Linked DNA regions of Homo sapiens: region 2 is linked to region 1. A link is a loop called in an ENCODE intact Hi-C map of the cell type or tissue named here. Cell type or tissue: IMR-90. All regions are shown on one strand. Each heading gives the region's core, and the rest is flanking DNA. Links, peaks and the distances in the headings are about the cores only.

Evidence for each region. Hi-C counts contacts between places; a loop is a spot of excess contacts. Peaks named below come from ENCODE experiments on the same cell type or tissue, not always from the same donor. Only the 100,000 strongest peaks of a DNase experiment are listed, where the experiment ranks them.
Region 2: it touches region 1 in a loop (1.8-fold over the local background); 6 of 110 quality-filtered maps call a loop at or near these places.

Annotation. Positions count from the first base shown.
Region 1 is chr10:125,748,345-125,757,107 of GRCh38, reverse strand. It overlaps EDRF1 (erythroid differentiation regulatory factor 1), which reads right to left. Exons shown (of 25, transcript NM_001202438.2): 22 at 7,543-7,696; 23 at 4,194-4,309; 24 at 3,263-3,414. EDRF1-AS1 (EDRF1 antisense RNA 1) reads left to right here and starts at 5,048. Exons shown (of 5, transcript NR_120633.1): 1 at 5,048-5,123; 2 at 6,627-6,668; 3 at 7,580-7,733. RefSeq lists a silencer at 634-928. In IMR-90, for the core only: no CTCF peak of the experiment used is centred there; no DNase peak of the experiment used is centred there.
Region 2 is chr10:125,807,748-125,815,843 of GRCh38, reverse strand. UROS (uroporphyrinogen III synthase) reads left to right here. Exons shown (of 10, transcript NM_000375.3): 4 at 714-810; 5 at 3,556-3,630. Among named protein-coding and RNA genes, the nearest start is that of MIR4484, 7.9 kb to the left of the region's middle. In IMR-90, for the core only: no CTCF peak of the experiment used is centred there; no DNase peak of the experiment used is centred there.

The sequences.
Region 1 (8,763 bases), core at 319-8,318:
GGTGCAGTGGCTCATACTTGTAATCCCAGCACTTTGGGAGTCTGGGGAAGGTGGACTGCTTGACCCAGGAGTTTTGAGACCAGCCTGGGCAACATGGCAAGACCCCATCTCTACAAAAAATTAAAAAATTAGTTGGGTGTCGTGGGGCACACCCGTGGTCCCAGCTACTCTGAGAGGCTGAGGTGGGGGATTGCTTGAGCCCAGGAAGTTGGGGCTGCAGTGAGCTATGATCATGCCACTGCACTCCAGCCTGAGTGACAGAGTGAGACCTTGTCTCAAAAAAACTAAACATAAATATAAGTAAATAAAAAATAAAAAGCAAGACCCAACTATTGCCACCTATAGGAAACCCAATTTTAATATAAAAGACATACAAAAAAAGACATTAACCAAAAGAACGTTGAGTAGCTATATTATCAAAGAGGGACGGACATCTGTAGTAATAAGGAGGTCAGTTCTCCCAGATATCACAATCCTACGTGTGTGTACCTAACAGAGCTTCAAAAACACATGAAACAAAACTGACAGTGCTGAGAGGAGAAACAGATAAATCCATAAGCGTAGCTGGAGACTTCAACACTCCTCGCTCAGTAAATTGATAGCAATAGACAGAAATTCAGTGAGAATACAGAAGACCTGAACAATACTATGAACACGCTTAACCTAACTGACATTTACACAATGCTTTACCCCAAACAGCAGGACACGCAGATTTTTCAAGTACACATGGAACATGTGCCAAGATAAACCATATTCTAGGCCATAAAACAAATCTACACAAACGTGAAAGAAGAGAACAAACACAGTTATGGTCTCAGCACATAATAGAATTCAACTAGCAAGCAATATCAAAAGATAGCTAACAAGTCCCAATATTCAGAAACTAAACAGCACACTTCAAATAACAAATGGGTCAAAGGAGAAGTCTCAGGATATCAAATATTATTTTGAAACAAATGAAAACGAAAATATACAAAAATATATGAGATGTAGCAAAAGCAGTGCTTTAGAAGAAAATTTTTGGCAGCAAATCTTATATTAAAAAGGAAAAATGTCTCAAATTAGTAATCTAGGCTTCCACCTTAAGAAACTACAAAAAGAGCAAATTAAGTCCAAAACAAGTAGAAGGAAGGAAATGAACGGCAGAAATTGATGACATTTAAAAGAGAGAAACAATGAGGGGAAGAAACAGTCAATCAAGCCAAAAGTTGGTTCTTTGAAAAGATTGGAAAAAAAAAATCGAAAACTTCTAGCTAGAATGACCAAGAAAAACAGAAGGATTACCAATATCAGGACTAAAAGAAGGGCTATCATCACAAACCCCCTTAGACATTAAAAGGATAATAAGGGATACTGTGAATCTATACATTTGACAATTTAGATGATGGACCCTCGTTTATTCAAGAAAAAGACAGCCTGAGTAATACTGTATCCATGAAAAGAAATTGAACTCACCGTTTAAAAACTTCCAACAAAGTAAACTCCAGGTTAAGATGGTTTTACTGGTAAATTCTACTACATGTTTAATGAAGACATAGTACCAATTCTATACAATCTCTTTCAGAAAACAGAAGAGGGAACATGAACCCACAGACTTTATGAGGCCAGCACTGTTCTAATACCCAAACCACACAAACCCATTATAAGAAAAGTGAGCTGTAGACCACTATCCCCTATGCATAGACACAAAAATTATCAACAAAATATCAGCAAACTGGATCCAGTAATACATAAAAAGAATCCTTCATCACAACAAACTGGGATTTATCCCAGGAATGCAAAGCTGGTTTAACATCTGAAGAATCAACGTAATCCACTAAACAAGGCTAAACAAGGGAAACCATGTAGTCATCTCAATAAATGTAATAAAAGCACTGGACACAAATTCAATATCCATTCATGATAGAAACACTCTTAGCAAATTCAGAATAGAAGAAAACATCCTCAACTTGATAAAGGCCTCTACAAAGCCCCACAGCTGATATGAGGCTTAATGGTAAAAGACTGAAAACTTTCTCCCTGAGATCCTGAGGAATTGGGGGCAGGGGCAGGGTTGACTGCAAAGGGGACAGCAGGAGGGAATTCTTGGAGTGACGGAACTGTTTTCTGTCATAACTGTGGTGGCAGGCACACATCTATATGCATTTGTCAAGGTTTGAAGAAGTATACACCACAAAGAGTCCATTTTACTGTATGTAACATAAAAAAATAAACAGACAAAAATGATCTGTACCCTAAGATTATACATCGGTAAAATATACATAAGATAACTGGTAACAATGGATGTATTAGGATAAATGGTTGTCATTTCCTTTTCTCTATTTTCCAAATTTTGTAATATGGCCAGATTGCACTTATATTTAAAAACAAGGAAGGCATATCATTGATATTACTTTCCTGATCTAGTACTTACTACTGAAATTTCAAATTAAATCAATAATGCCAAAATAACAAACTTTGACAAAAGAATGTAAGCGCAACAAGATGACTCAGGGCCATTAGAACATTTCTGCGGAGGTGTGCGCTCTTCTCTCCTGCTTCTCTCCTGCTTCTGTGTTCTGTCCTCTATTCTGCAGTGCACTTGGCCCTGAGCATCAAACTCCAGTCGAGACCCTCCATTAATGACAACATTCAGAAGCATCACTAGAAACGCAGATCTTCATTCCAGGGTTATTCATCTCCCTCAAGGAAAACGTTAACAACAGAGTATTTGCCCTTAGGCAGCAAGATTTCTTTCTTTCTGTAATTTCAATACATAGAAGGCTTTGTGGAGAGGGTTCTTACCTAGTTTAACAAGTCAAGAAGGAACACCACTTAAAATTCTACTATCCACATAGAAGACAAGACAGAATACAACCTATTTTTTTCTTTCTTTCCTTTTTTTTTTTTTTTGAGATGGTGTCTCACTCTGTTGCCTAGGCTGCAGTGCAGTGGTGTGATTTCAGCTCGCTGCAACCTCCACCTCCTGGGTTCAAGCAAGTCTCGTGCCTCAGCCTCCCCTGTAGCTAGGATTAACAGGCGCCCGCCACCATACCGGTTAGTTTTTGTATTTTTGGTAGAGATGGGGTTTCACCATGTTGGCCGGGCTGGTCTCGAACTCCTGAACTCAAGTGATCTGCCTGCCTTGGCCTCCCAAAGTGCTGGGATTGCAGGTGTGAGCCAATGTGCCTGGCCCCTAGTTTTTCTTTATGATGTTAGTAGAGAAAATTTTTATAGGTAGGGTGCTAGGAAAGAAATTCCTACAAATAACCACTTAATTTACCTTGTTTTCTTTTTAGTTGAAGATAGCAGTTTAATGGACTGAAGGAGAAGAAATGACAACCGAGACTCAAATATACTGAGGAGTTTCATCACTTCTTCTCGATTGAGACTAGGAGAAGCATCAGCAGCTGCAGCGGCGTCACCACTCTTAGGCTAAAAACAACAAAAAGTTATTTTACTCGAGCTATCCAACAACTGTAGTTTCATATCGTACCAAGTGATGGAACTGCAGTTTCATTCATCCAATACATTTTTAACCCTAAACAAGACAAACAAACAAAAAGCACACCTATGATCATTTTGATAGACTAAAACACATAATTAAAATGTCTCAGCCCCAATAGGCACTTTTGTAGAAGAAATTAATCCTGACTTTCCAACATTAGACACAACGCAGAAATGTACGGTACCACACAGGATTTGACCAAGCAGGGCTAGAAGAGCAATAGGTGGGCGCAACATGGGGGCTTCAGGAAGCTTTTAGCAACAGCAGAAGGTAAAATGAATGCCGGAATGCCCAGAAAACGAGAAATTCCTTCCTGAGGAGCCTGCTTAGGCCCATTCACCATTCAACTGCTCCCAGGCATTCTAGTGGAAATTAGAAAAGAGGGCACAGGCCTTTTCTTTTAAAACATAAAACAAAACAAATTCCCACCAACAGCAACAAAAAAACTTAAGAGACTTTATAATTTGTTAACTATGGTCTTGTTGAGATATATTCTTAAAAATATTTTAAAATACTTGCAAATTAAAGAAAGGAGATGAATACCAGGCAAATATAACAAATCACTGTTAAAATGTTTTAGTGCATAGCATACATATGTACATGTGTGTATATATACCCACACACATACACACACACGTCCACTATATACATTCACCATGTAGCTTAAGACACACAAAAACCAAAGACAGTCATTTTCTCCATGTACCTGGCCAAATTCTTCTATAAGCTCCTTCTGGATAAGCTGGAATGCGTGCTCAGTTCTCACCATTATATCAAGAGCCCCAGATAGTGTTTTCAACTTTCCAACATTGCTATTCTGACCTAAAGTTTTAAATACAAAACGTTCATTTCTTTAATATAAATCTAGAAACCCATCTAATGTTAATGTATTAATGAAAATTCAGACTTTCAAAATGCTATAAAGGAAGCTAATGAGAATCTTAAATCTTCTAAATCCAACTTCTATTTAATAATATTCCCTTGACAAAAATACTAAGTCTGGACAAAGCAATAAATAATCATTGTTTCCCTGCCCCACCATTTGGTTTTGTCAAGACAGGCCACTTTTTCAGAACAGGAGCCTTAGGAAAAGGGACCAGCAGAAAAGAGTCTGGGGCTCGAGGCCCACCTCACATTTTACCAGTTGTGTGGTCAAGTCACATAAGCACTTAGTATCAGTTGTCCTATCTGTAAAATAGTTTATTACATCTCTGTTCAAAGGCAGGAAGTCAGACCAGATGAACAAGGTTTTGTTTTATTCTAGAGCCTTCTAACTACAATTTTTCTAGAGCTATCAGATACTACAGGACACCTTTGCTCCTGTTCTCCTAGAACTCAATTGTGTGCGGTGTGCAGTAGAGGATTAAATCTTGTACAGAGGTTTAGTCTTTGTCCTTGGCTCCCAGAAGGTAACCACTAAGTCCTTGAAATGTCCTGCCCGGTAAGAACGCCTTTGTTTACCTGGGGGTCCTTGGGTCACAATGGATAGCCTAACAATGGGATTTACTGTGGGGACTTTGGGCCCCAGGGTAACAGCTTGACCTCTGGAGGCACTGGAGACAAAGATCAGCCACGTGGCAGTCAACCATGTCTATCTGACCAAGTTCCAATGAAAACTCTGGACACCAAGGCTTGGGTGAGCTTCCGCAGTTGTACATGTATTGATTGATACACTTGGTGAGCACTGTCATGCATCACTGCCGGGGTGAGTTAGCACTATCTGTAACTCCAGCAGCAGAGGAACTGGGAGCTCCGCGCTTAGAACTCTCCAGGACTCTGCCTCCCGAGCCTCTTCCCTTGGCTGATTTTAATGTACATCCTTTCATTGTTAAGAAATTGTGGCTGTAAGCAGAACAGCTTTCAGTGAGTTCTGTGAGTCCTTTAGCAAATTCTCAAACCTGAGGGTGGTCTTGGAGACCGCCGACAGACTCGTAGTTAGTGTGAGAAGTGACAATGGTCTTGGGGACTCCCCGACTCTGCGGGTGGGGAGAGAATAACTGTTGCCTTCTTCCTTTAGAAGTATAATCCCACACTTTCTAAACAACCTATTCTCTTTAAAATCAATGGATCAATGTGATTTCAGCATAGATTTGGCATCTGGAAGACAAGCTATTGCTTATGTATGAAAGTGTTGTTGGGACAACGACCAGACAATATAGACATTAGGAAGGGAGGTCTGAATCATATGTACTAGAAAAAAAAAACAAAAAAAAAAACACTGGGTAAAATAAGATAGAATAAAAGGTGTCACAAACTAGAGCATTTATTAACTTGGCTTACAAAACCCACAAACCTGGCTAACAAAACCCTCTAAAATATTTACATTATTTTCTAAAGTACTCACAGTAGTAAAACATTTAAAGGAGAGAATTAAACACACTTATCATCTTAGCAAATTTGTTCCAGTATCTTCCAGCACTTTGGGAGGCCGAGGCAGGAGTATCGCTTGAGCTCAAGAGTTTGAGTCCAGCCTGGGCTTATAACATAGTGAGACCCTGTCTCTACAAACAATTTTTCCAAAATTAGCACTTGTGATCTCAGCTACTCGGGGAGGCTGAGGATCACTAGAGCCCAGATGGTCAAGGTTGCAGTGAGCCATGACCATGCCACTGCACTCCAGCCCATGTGACAGGGTAAAACTCTGTCTCAAACAAAACAAAACAAAACAAAAAACAAAACCCCAACAACAAAAAAGATGCTTGATCATTCTAAGGAATTCAAACATGGCAGAATATTCAAAGGTGCAAGTGAAAACTGAAGATCACTCTCCCCAAACCTTCCTCACATAAAGAGCTACTGTTAATTCTGGTGACTGTCCCACACATCTAGCCATGCGTTATATGCCAGCAAAAAATTAGTTTTAGTAAAAACCATTTTTAGAAACTGTTTTAGATAGGTAATACATTCCCAAATTTACAAGGTCCAAATGGGTATGCAGCAAAACCCCTCCTCTTGGCCTTCCAGGTTTCCTCCCCAAAGGGAACAATGTTACCAGTTTCTTATGCATCCTTCAGGGGCTACTGTATTATGTAAACTAAGTCATACAGATTTAAAGTATTAACCTTATTTTACAGCAGACTGAAAAACTAAATGAACTGCTGCACTTCAAATAATTGTTTCTTGTTTCTTTACCACACAGGAGATATTTCTCAAAAGACTCCTCTGCGGGAGAGGAGAATAGGTGAGCAAGAGAGAGAGGGGGAGAACTTAGGAAAAATCATTAAGTGGTTGAAGTATCTGCTTACTCCATGCCATGGAAAATAACATAAGAAAGCATTCTCACTTTCACCCTTCTCTATCTCCCGACTTATCTTGACCTCGGTCAGGCTCTACAGTAGTGTCTGTTCTGGAACCACAATCCAAGGGTCAGTTCTATGTTTAAGGGGTTCAATAAGGTCCACTACTCCTTTACTGTTGCCTCTCCATTCCCAAATTTTTCATGCCGATTTAAATCTTTTTTTTTGTTTGTTTTTGTTTTTTGAGACACAGTCTTGCTCTATCACCCAGGCTGGTGTGCAGTGGCACGATCTTGGCTCACTGCAACCTTCGCCTCCTGGGTTCAAGTGATTCTCCCACCTCAACCTCCTCAGTAGCTGGGACTACAGGCCTGCACCACCACACATGGCCAATTTTTGTATTTTTAGTAGAGACGGGGTTTCACTATGTTGGCCAGGTTGTTCTAGAACTCCTGACCTCAGGTGATCTGCCTGCCTCAGCCTCCCAAATTGCTGGGATTACAGGCGTGAGCCACTGTGCCTGGCCGATTGAATTCTTTAACTGTCTAAATTTATTTGTCAATTTTTTTTCCAAACTAGGGGTCATGGGCCATATCTCAGTATTTCTAGTCACTGAACATAATCTAATACATTCCTCTAAGTTTTAAAAAGCACTTCAAAACATGTAGTGATTTCTCACCCTCTCTACCCGAAGTCATTAACTATGGGGCAAATTAAAAAGAAAATAGTATTATTTAGATTCACAGGCCTGCCTTACTCTAAGACAATCCAGCACTAAGCCAATGCATACATATCTGAGAAATGAAAATTAAGACTTACTGGTCATCTGAAATTCAGCAAATGCTACTCTCTCTAGCTGTACTCTAAGCAGTTCGCAGGGAGCATCTTTCAGCAGCTGAAACAGCTTTGCGGCCTTGCTGTAATGAAGATCTGCCAGCACCCGGTGTTGTTTCCTAAGGTGTTCATCACCAACCTAGAACCAAACCAAAACAAGCAACAAATCCTTCACGGTAACTACTTCAGGCTTCACTAAGTGCTTCTTAGTTATTTTTCCCCCACTGTGGGTCTTACTAGGTCTTATTAGTTTTAGCTTTTATATTTAGGTCTTTAATCCATTTCCTTTCTTTTTTTTTTTTTGAGACAGGGTCTCGCTCTGTCGCCCAGGCTGGAGATGCAGTGGTGCAATCCTGGCTCACTGCAACCTCCGCCTCCTGAACTCAAGCAATTCCCCTGCCTCAGCCTCCCAAGTTGCTGGGATTACAGGCACCCGCCACTACTGCTTGGCTAATTTTTTAATTTTTTTCTGGGGTTTTGTCATGTTGGCTAGGCTGCTCTCTAACTCCCGACCTCAAATGATCCAACCACCTCGGCTCCCAAAGTGCTGGGATTACAGGCATGAACTGGAGAAGATTTCTTTCCACTTCGACTTAGGAAGTCCTCAACCAAAATTCAGGTTTGCCCAGATGGCCTAATATCCTGAGGGCAAAAGCAAGCTTAAGGGTGCCAAGACAATGCAGCAGAGGAGTAGTCTTTTCAGCAAATGGTGCTGGGACAACTAGATATCTATATGCAAAAGAGTGGGGAGGCCTGGGAGGCGGAGGTTGCAGTAAGCTGAGATCGTGCTACTGCACTCCAGTCTGGGCAACAGAGTGAGACCCTGTCTCAAAAAAAAAGAAAAAGAACTTCTCCAGTTTAAGCTGTATCTCAAAAGATACTTTTCAGAATAAAGGCAACCCAGAAGTAAACTCATGCCAAAGGGACTGTAAGGTAAGTAGTCTTACCTTACGGGGGGGGAAAATCAACAAAACAAACAAAAAAACATCACTGAGAAACTACAGGCCCAAGACTCGCAGCAAAAGCCAAGCAATCTCTCGGAAGGAAGTGCCTTTATCCTCGGCCTCAGATTATTCTCAGAAATACAGGCATTTGGGCACCAGGATTCATGTACAATCCTGCTGGCACTAGATTATTTCTAATAGCATCAAACTGGAATCTGGAATAACCCCAAAATTCACTAATCATAGACTAGATAAACTAAGA
Region 2 (8,096 bases), core at 97-8,096, 59 kb before region 1:
AGGCCAGGGAGGTATTATTTTCCCGTTTTAGAGATTGGGGTCTCAAATTAGGCAACTCAGCTAAGACCTCTAGCAAGTAAGAGACAGGGCTGGGACTCAAACCCAGGGCTTCTGCCCACAACTTCAGTTCTTCTTCCAGTGAGGAGTGATAAAAATTGCAGGAGACAAGTCCAGTAAAGCCTTCCAAATGCTTCAGAGTGAAAATTCAGTGCCCACAGCTTCAGTGAAGTCAGATATGTACAGCAGCCTAGTGCCTGGCTCAGAGTAAATGTTCGGTAGATGATATCACCATTATCCTCTTTGAAAATCAGGACTTCAGCATTGATATCACCCCCTGAATATTCCCATTTTTATTACAGATTCGGGTCAAGTCTTCCCCCACTACCTGCACCCCACTCTAATCCCAGGCTGCGTCAGGCTTCCCCTCTGTGCTGCAGTGCACTTATCACCCTGTGTTTCACTGTCTCTGCCCTAGACTCTGAGCTTCCTGAGGGAAATACTGGGAATAAGGAATTCACCTGTGTACCCTAAAAGTCCTAGAATAAATAGTTCCAGGCACATAGTAAGCACTCAGTAAGTGTTGGGGGGATGGGTGGAAGGAATTAGTTTGCCTACTACTATTGTGAAGCATTTGGAATTCTGAGTCTTAGCTCCTTGGAAGATGTTGAACATAGCCATCGTATAAAATGTCTTTATTGCTTTTTGGTGTGCAGCTTTCTCATCCTGAAGATTACGGGGGACTCATTTTTACCAGCCCCAGAGCAGTGGAAGCAGCAGAGTTATGTTTGGAGCAAAACAATAAAACTGAAGGTGAGGGTGGGTCTGCTGTGGATTCCACTGGACATTTATTTACTCTTATTTCTCCTGCTGGGAGACTAAATTCCAGAAGCAGCTGCACTTCTAAGAGAAGTGAGTGCTTAGTGGTATCAGGTCACAGACTCTGCCTTGGGAAACAGGAGAACAGGGCTATCTCCTAAACTCCCAGACAGATGACCCTGAGGAGGACTTTCCCCTGTCTATTCGTTGTTCACCTCCTAGGGACTGATATATCCCCTTAGAAGGTATCATCTGAAAATAGGATAAATACTACTTTCCTGAAAGAGAGATGATGAAAAAATCTAACTATGAGAAAATGGTCAGTGCCACCATGTCAGGCACTTAGTGACCCAGTCACCTCTTTGACTTGTCTTCCCACCTCCGTCCCTCACTATTAGAACAGTATGAAAATGGCAGTGCCCATTAACAGAACCCTGGGTTTCAGCCTGAGCAAACACCTTAATAAATGCAATTGAACAGCTTCCTAGCTAACAATTATGGAGTGCCTGTTGTATGTCAGACCCTGTGTAATGAATACTTCACGTTCATTACCCCACTTAACCCTAGATAACAATCCAGAGGCACACATTGCTATGATCTTATGTCTTATGTTACCATTGAGAAAACTGAGGCCAGGATAGTAAGCACAGAACAAGTCAGTGCAGAGCCAGGCCTCACACTCGGGCCACCCACCTCCACAGTTACACTGATGAGCGGAGGCAGCGGGCAGAGTGGTTATGCAAGGGCTTTGGAGTGAGTTAGTCCTGGGTTTATGCAGCCATTTGGACATTAATGAGTTCCTTGACCTCTCATCATGGGATTACTACTAATAGTAATGGGATTATCTACTAACAGTAGACTATTAGTTAGGTAGAACTTACTGAATGCTCACTCTGTGCGAGACTCTGTCCTGAATACTTTTTCCTGTGAGATAGATGTGCTTAGTATTTTCACTTGGCAGATGAGGACCCTGGAGAACAAAGGGTATGGAACTTTCCAGGCCCCCACAATGTGTAAAGCACAAGTGCAGGATTCAAGCTGCAGAGTCTGAGTCCCAAAGGAAAGCATCCAGGACATTACCTGGAGCAGAGTGGGCATGGAGTAAGTGACAGTGGTGAGTTTTGGTTATTCTGTCTCCACATTTAACCAGGCTTCGCTGTAGCCTAAACATCCCACCTTCTTGGTGATTTCATACACACATTCACCTCTTGTTGAAAAGAAAGCGTGAGAACCTAAGAAACTCAGAGCCAGCCAGGCGCAGTGGCTCATGCCTGTAATCCCAGCACTTTGGGAGGCCAAGGTGGGCAGATCACTTGAGGTCAGGAGTTCCAGACCAGCCTGGCCAACATGGTGAAACCCCATCTCTACCAAAAAATACGAAAGTTAGCTGGGCGTGGTGGCACATGCCTGGAGTCCCAGCTACTCAGGAGGCTGAGGCACGAGAACCACTTGAACTCAGGAGGCAGAGGTTGTATGAGCCGCGATTGTGCCATTATACGCTAGATGGGGAAGCATGTGTACTCTTTCCCAGTGGTGCTCTGGGTGCTTTTTCTTGCAGTTGTATTTTTTCTTTTTGTGTATGTTTTGAGGATGAAGATAATGAAAAAGAGGAAAACCCTAGAAAGGTCACTATAACTCTTTCTGGTGCTTTATAATAAAGTTTAAAATGCATTTTCCCATGTATTTTCTTATTTTGATTCTCACAACAACCATAGGGAATAAGCAGTAGGAGTGTAGTTAATCCCAGTTACCTTGATGAAGAAACAGACGAGGTGCGTTAACTGACTTACCTGGGACACACACGTTAAGGGGCAGAGCTGGCTCTGTGGAAGGCTTTCTGACTCCACCCAGTGCTCACTCCAGTTGTTCTGCTGTGAGGCTTGGAAAGTAGTTTGTTTACATGCTATGGATAACTTTTGAATAAATACTATTGATATTTATGGGGTAGGAAGCAAAGTGGAACTCAATCTTTGGTTACCATTTCAAAGGGAATTTCCCTTAATGTAAAGGGTAGAGGAATGCTCTTGAATTTAAGGGAAAGTTATGTTCATAACCAGATTTTGGAAAGGAAGAACCATTATTTCCCTGTTTTCTAAAAATGTAATGAATGCCCAGTAGCTTTATGATATATTTATACAATCCATTTTCTCTTTGTGTTTCTTTAATCTATATTTAAAGATTTTGTTTGATCATAAAATGATAATATTCTGTATCAAATTGTGTTTGTTAATTGACCTGAAATTTATTATTTTTACTTTGGTGTAATGGATAAATGAACCCTCTCCTCTGAGATTACAGTTTGTTGACTGCTTTCAGATTTATGTCCCAAATAAACCAATTGGATTTCCTTGTTAGACATTTAAGTTGCTTTTTTTAAATGACCAGTGTCTTTTTCTTTAAAAGTCTAGATTTAAATTTTTGATTTCACTATGCAGATTAATTCTTCAAGTTATGTTGATTTCGTGGTTCCCATTAAAATTCTTCTAGTACCAACTGTGGAGATAGGCTAATATTTCAAGCAAGGAGTACTAAAACATTTATGAAAGCAATTTTTTAAAAATTGCCTATAAAACATGAACAAAGTGAAAATGGAATTTTAGTTTGAGATGCTGTTTTTTACATTTGGTTGCTAATAGTTTGCTTTGCTCACAGTTTCTTAGGGTGAACAAGCAGCCTTGGGCAACAGTCCAAATGGCCACTTTGGTATTTGCAATTCACATATCATTTCATGTTTTACAGTCTGGGAAAGGTCTCTGAAAGAAAAATGGAATGCCAAGTCAGTGTATGTGGTTGGAAATGCTACTGCTTCTCTAGGTAAGGAGTCAAGGTAAAAATAAAACAACAAAAAATGGCTTAGCCTTTTCAGTTTTAAAAAACAGTTTAACTCAGTTTAAAAATATTATTTTTTGCTTATTAAATTTGCAAAAATTAATTAAGTATACGATACTACTGATAAGAATGCAGTGAAACAAATATAATCAAACATTTCCAAATGGCATTAAAAATTGGTTTACATCTTTTGAGAACCACTTGGTCAGTATGTATGCAAAAGCTTTATTAAAATGTTTGTACCCTTTGGCTGACTAATTCCATTGTGAATGTACATAATGCCACTGAATTATGCACTTAGTGATTAAAATGACAAATTTTATGTTATATTTTTACTATAATTTTTTTAAAAGCCTAAATCTCCAGATAGTGATATCATAGTTGTTTTTTTTTGGTTTTCTTAATATTTTGTGCATTTTTCCAGTCTTGAGTCTATTTATTCTTCTTAAAGCATAAAATGTAAATAGTAATCATTAAAAATTAACATTGAGCATTTTAAATACTTAAAACAATGCTTAGCAATTGTCATAAATTAGCCTGTAACTTTGTTTCAGAACAGTTCAATTTGTCCAGTGAATTTGAAAATATTAGAGGAATGTATAATATGAGTGAAAATAGTTTAAGAATTAAAAGCACATTTTCCAGAGAACAAAATGAGGCTGGGGAAGAAACCAGTTGGGAGTTGCTAAGCTAATTAAAAGATGATTCCTAGATCTTCTGAGCAGCATGACTTTTACCACAAGCTCAGCAGATCAGCCAGGGAAAGGGAATTAGTGGCTTGGTTGCCAAGGAAACCATCTTCCCTCCCGCACATCTCTCTCCAAAAATAAGTTAAGAATTTGCTTGTTACTTTCTTTTATCATTTTTTCCTGAATGAGAAGAGGAAAGAAAATAGCCAGTTTCTTTCATTCTCTATATTTCCTACCAAAAACTCAACTATCAAATATACAGTATATTTATACATTTTCCAAACTTTCACACATTCACTGATAAGCAAACATTTTGAGCATCACATCCCCTTCAGTTTGATTTCGGTAGCATCACTATGCATTTTGCTGTCACTGTCCTGTCATATGAGAAGAAAATGAGAAAAAAGACTATGGTGATACAATGAATGATGAGCATCTATGTCTTGAGACTTAGAGTGGCTGAGAGTGGACCATATCAAGTGCAGCACAAGCAGCAGGGCCTTGGTCTCAGTTAGGCACTCACTGGACTCAGTCTGGTCCCTGTTTATTCAGTTGTGAAGGAAAAGGACATGTTCTAAATGCAGGGAACATATTATCAAAGGAGAGAGGAAATTAGAAGTGTTGTAACTTTTAAAAATGTCTTTGAAAGGAAACCACATTTTTCCTTGACATGAAAGTCAATCACCCAACTTTGAACATTCTATTTTAGCTCACCTTTTCAGATATAATAATGTACAAAGGAGCTCTTTTGAGTAGGTACAGGGACAAGGCATTGCTTGAACTCTCTGAGGTTTCTGTTCAACTAGAATCTCAGCAGGAGCCTGGAGAGTTATCAGAAGTTGAGCACCAACAGCTGGGAGGAGACCAGGCCCAATGTATTATCTTTGCTGCGTAACAAATTACCCCCAAATTACCCCAAAACTTACTAGCTAGAAACAGGCATTTATCATCTCAATGTTTCTGTGGGCCAGAATCTGGGCATGATTTAGTGGGCTTCTCTGTAACCAGGCCATGGTCAAGCTGGTGGTCAGGGCTACAGACATTTTGAGGCTTGACTTAGGGGAGGGTCTGCTTCCAAAATCACTCACATAGCTGTCAGTGGCCTCAGAAGATCTGCTTCCCAGCTCACTCACATGGGCCTCCCGAGAGGGCTACCTAAGACATGGCAGCTGGCGTCCCCTGTCGCAAGGCAATCCAAGAGAGAGCAAAAGAGAGCACCTACCACTGAAGCCACAGTCTTTTTATAACCTAATCTTGGAAGTGGCATCCATTTCTTCTGCCATTTCTTTTGGCTTGAATCAAGTAAGTCCAGCCCACACTCAAGCGGAGGGATGACACAGGGGCATGGATCACAGGGATCATTAGGAGCCACTTTCCACTGCCCACAAGCCCTCTAGTCAAGAGCCACCCCTGGCTCCCTAGAGCCTGGGAATCAGGTTAGGAAAGTTGGACATTTGAAGCAAAGAGAAGACAAGGTAGACATTTTTCTTGAAGTAGAAATGAAAACAAGGGTCCAGTGAATAGCAAGGGATTTCGGTGTGGAAGTCCAGTGAGAGAAGATGCCAGTATTTCTTTATAAATGTTGCACGCTGACATAATTTTACAGGTATTATTGATTAATAATAGATGGCAAAAAGTACATGCTGGCTGGGTGCAGTGGCTCACACCTGTAATCCTAACACTTTGGGAGGCAGAAGCAGGCAGATCACTTGAACTTAAGAGTTCAAGATCAGCCTGGGCAACATGGTGAAACCCTGTCTCTATTTATTTGAAAATAAATTTTTTTCAAAAGTACATGCTATGTAACATTATACAGAAAGTCCTCACTTAACATTGTTGATAGGTTCTTGGAAACTGCCACTTCAAGTGAAATGATATATAATGAAACAAATTTTTTTTTCCTTATCAATGTTGTAATGAAAACATGTTGAATGAAACGATGTTATTCAAGGACCTGCTGTATGTCGTTTCACTTACAGTGGCAATTTCCAAGAATCTATTGTTGACATTAAGTGAGGACTTACTGTACTTGGTCTACATAAAATCTCCTGAGAACATTATTTGGTTCAATAATATATGCATATTTTAATAACATTTTAATTTTTATTGAAAAAGCAAAGATGGTTGGCTTGTGGTTTGATACCTTGCAACTCAGCCAGCCATATCCTAGGAAAGCCTTCCATTTGGCTGCCCAAAGGTCAGGTGCCCCAACTTTCCCATCTGATTGCAAAGTTGGACCTGGGCGCCATTTAGTAGGCACTGTTGCTTGGCCTTGTAAACCCAGACCAGTGATGTCACAGAAGATAGCTTAGCAATTAACAACTTGGAATTCATAACACAGAAAGACTGTACCAGCCTGGGCAACATGGTGAAATCTCTTCTCTACCAGAAATAACAAAAATTAGCCAAACTTGGTAGTACATTCTTATAGTCCCTTTAACTGTGGCAGTCAGTGTCTTAACCTCTCAAATATAAAAAATACTCTCTGGCAGGTTTATTTAACACAGTTGGAGACAATTTGAAGTTTCACTGTCAGCTTTTACTTGGGCAGGGCCCTTAAGATGGGCTTACCCAGCCAGAGTGTTGGTTGAAATGTTGTACTGACTTGAAGCAGAGTCAGTCTTGCCACATGCAGGGACTGAGACCTTAGACCAAATATGCATTCCCCAAACATTTCTTGAGAGCCATCTGTGGACTGTGGGGTGGACCGGGTAGCCCCAGTCTCTGCCCTCACAAATAGAGCTGGCCACTGCTTAATAGCTTCCTTCCCTCTCAAGTACAGTAGTAATTGTTCTGTTCACAGGGTTGTGGTGTGAGGATCAAATGAGCAAGTGCTTACTTTGTGATCAGCAAAGCTATATATGAGAGTTAATGTTCTGGTTATGGTTATTATTGTTTCATTACTTGGGAAAAATGCATATTTATGTCAATATTGATTACCAGCGTCACTGCTAAGTTCTTATGTCTCAGTTCAGTTCCTGTGGGATTTTTACAGGTTTTTTTGTTTACTTTTGTTTTTGATGCGTTTAGCTCTTCTAAGCTCAGACAGGAGGTCCAGCCTCGGTTGCCACTGTAGCATAAGCAAGGGCTTAGTTCCTGAACTGAGTTACAGCTTTATTTTTCTTTTGATTCAGCATGTTTTTAATGATCCATAAGTTAAAAGCTGCTGGTGTTTTTATTAAAGCTGCCATTTGTTACTAACCAGGCTCTGTGTGACTCCTAAGTGGAAAGCCCACAGCACTTCCTTCCTCAGAGGCATTCCACATTCCTGTGAGCAGGTAGCAGTGTTGACTGAGCCAGTCCCTTAGGCCTCCCTTCATCAGCACGCTTTGTGGAGTGGCCAAGTGTTTGCTGTCTGGAAAAGTGCAGGGGGAGCCTGAGTCTGTTAGCTTCTTACTTGGTTCATGAATAGGGATCTCACAAAAGTGCTGGTATAGCCCCTCATCCTAAATGACTTGTATTTGTAGCGCTGTGGGTCCCTGTTAGCAGATTATTATGAAACCTTTCCTCCCCTTCCTTCCATTTTAGTCTGGCCATGTCAAGCCATAACACCTTTCTGGATGTGGTCTGGCCACATCCTCCCAAAAAAATGAAGGCTCTGTAATGCCGATTCCTGCAAAAAGTACCAAATGCCCATCATCTCCTTCCTGACTGAAGAGAAAACAGCCTTTGTTGAGCACCTTCTAGATGGCAAGCACTTTGCTCTTATTATCTGACACGATCCTTAAAACAGTTCCATGTGGTTGGTTTTTCCCCCTCTTG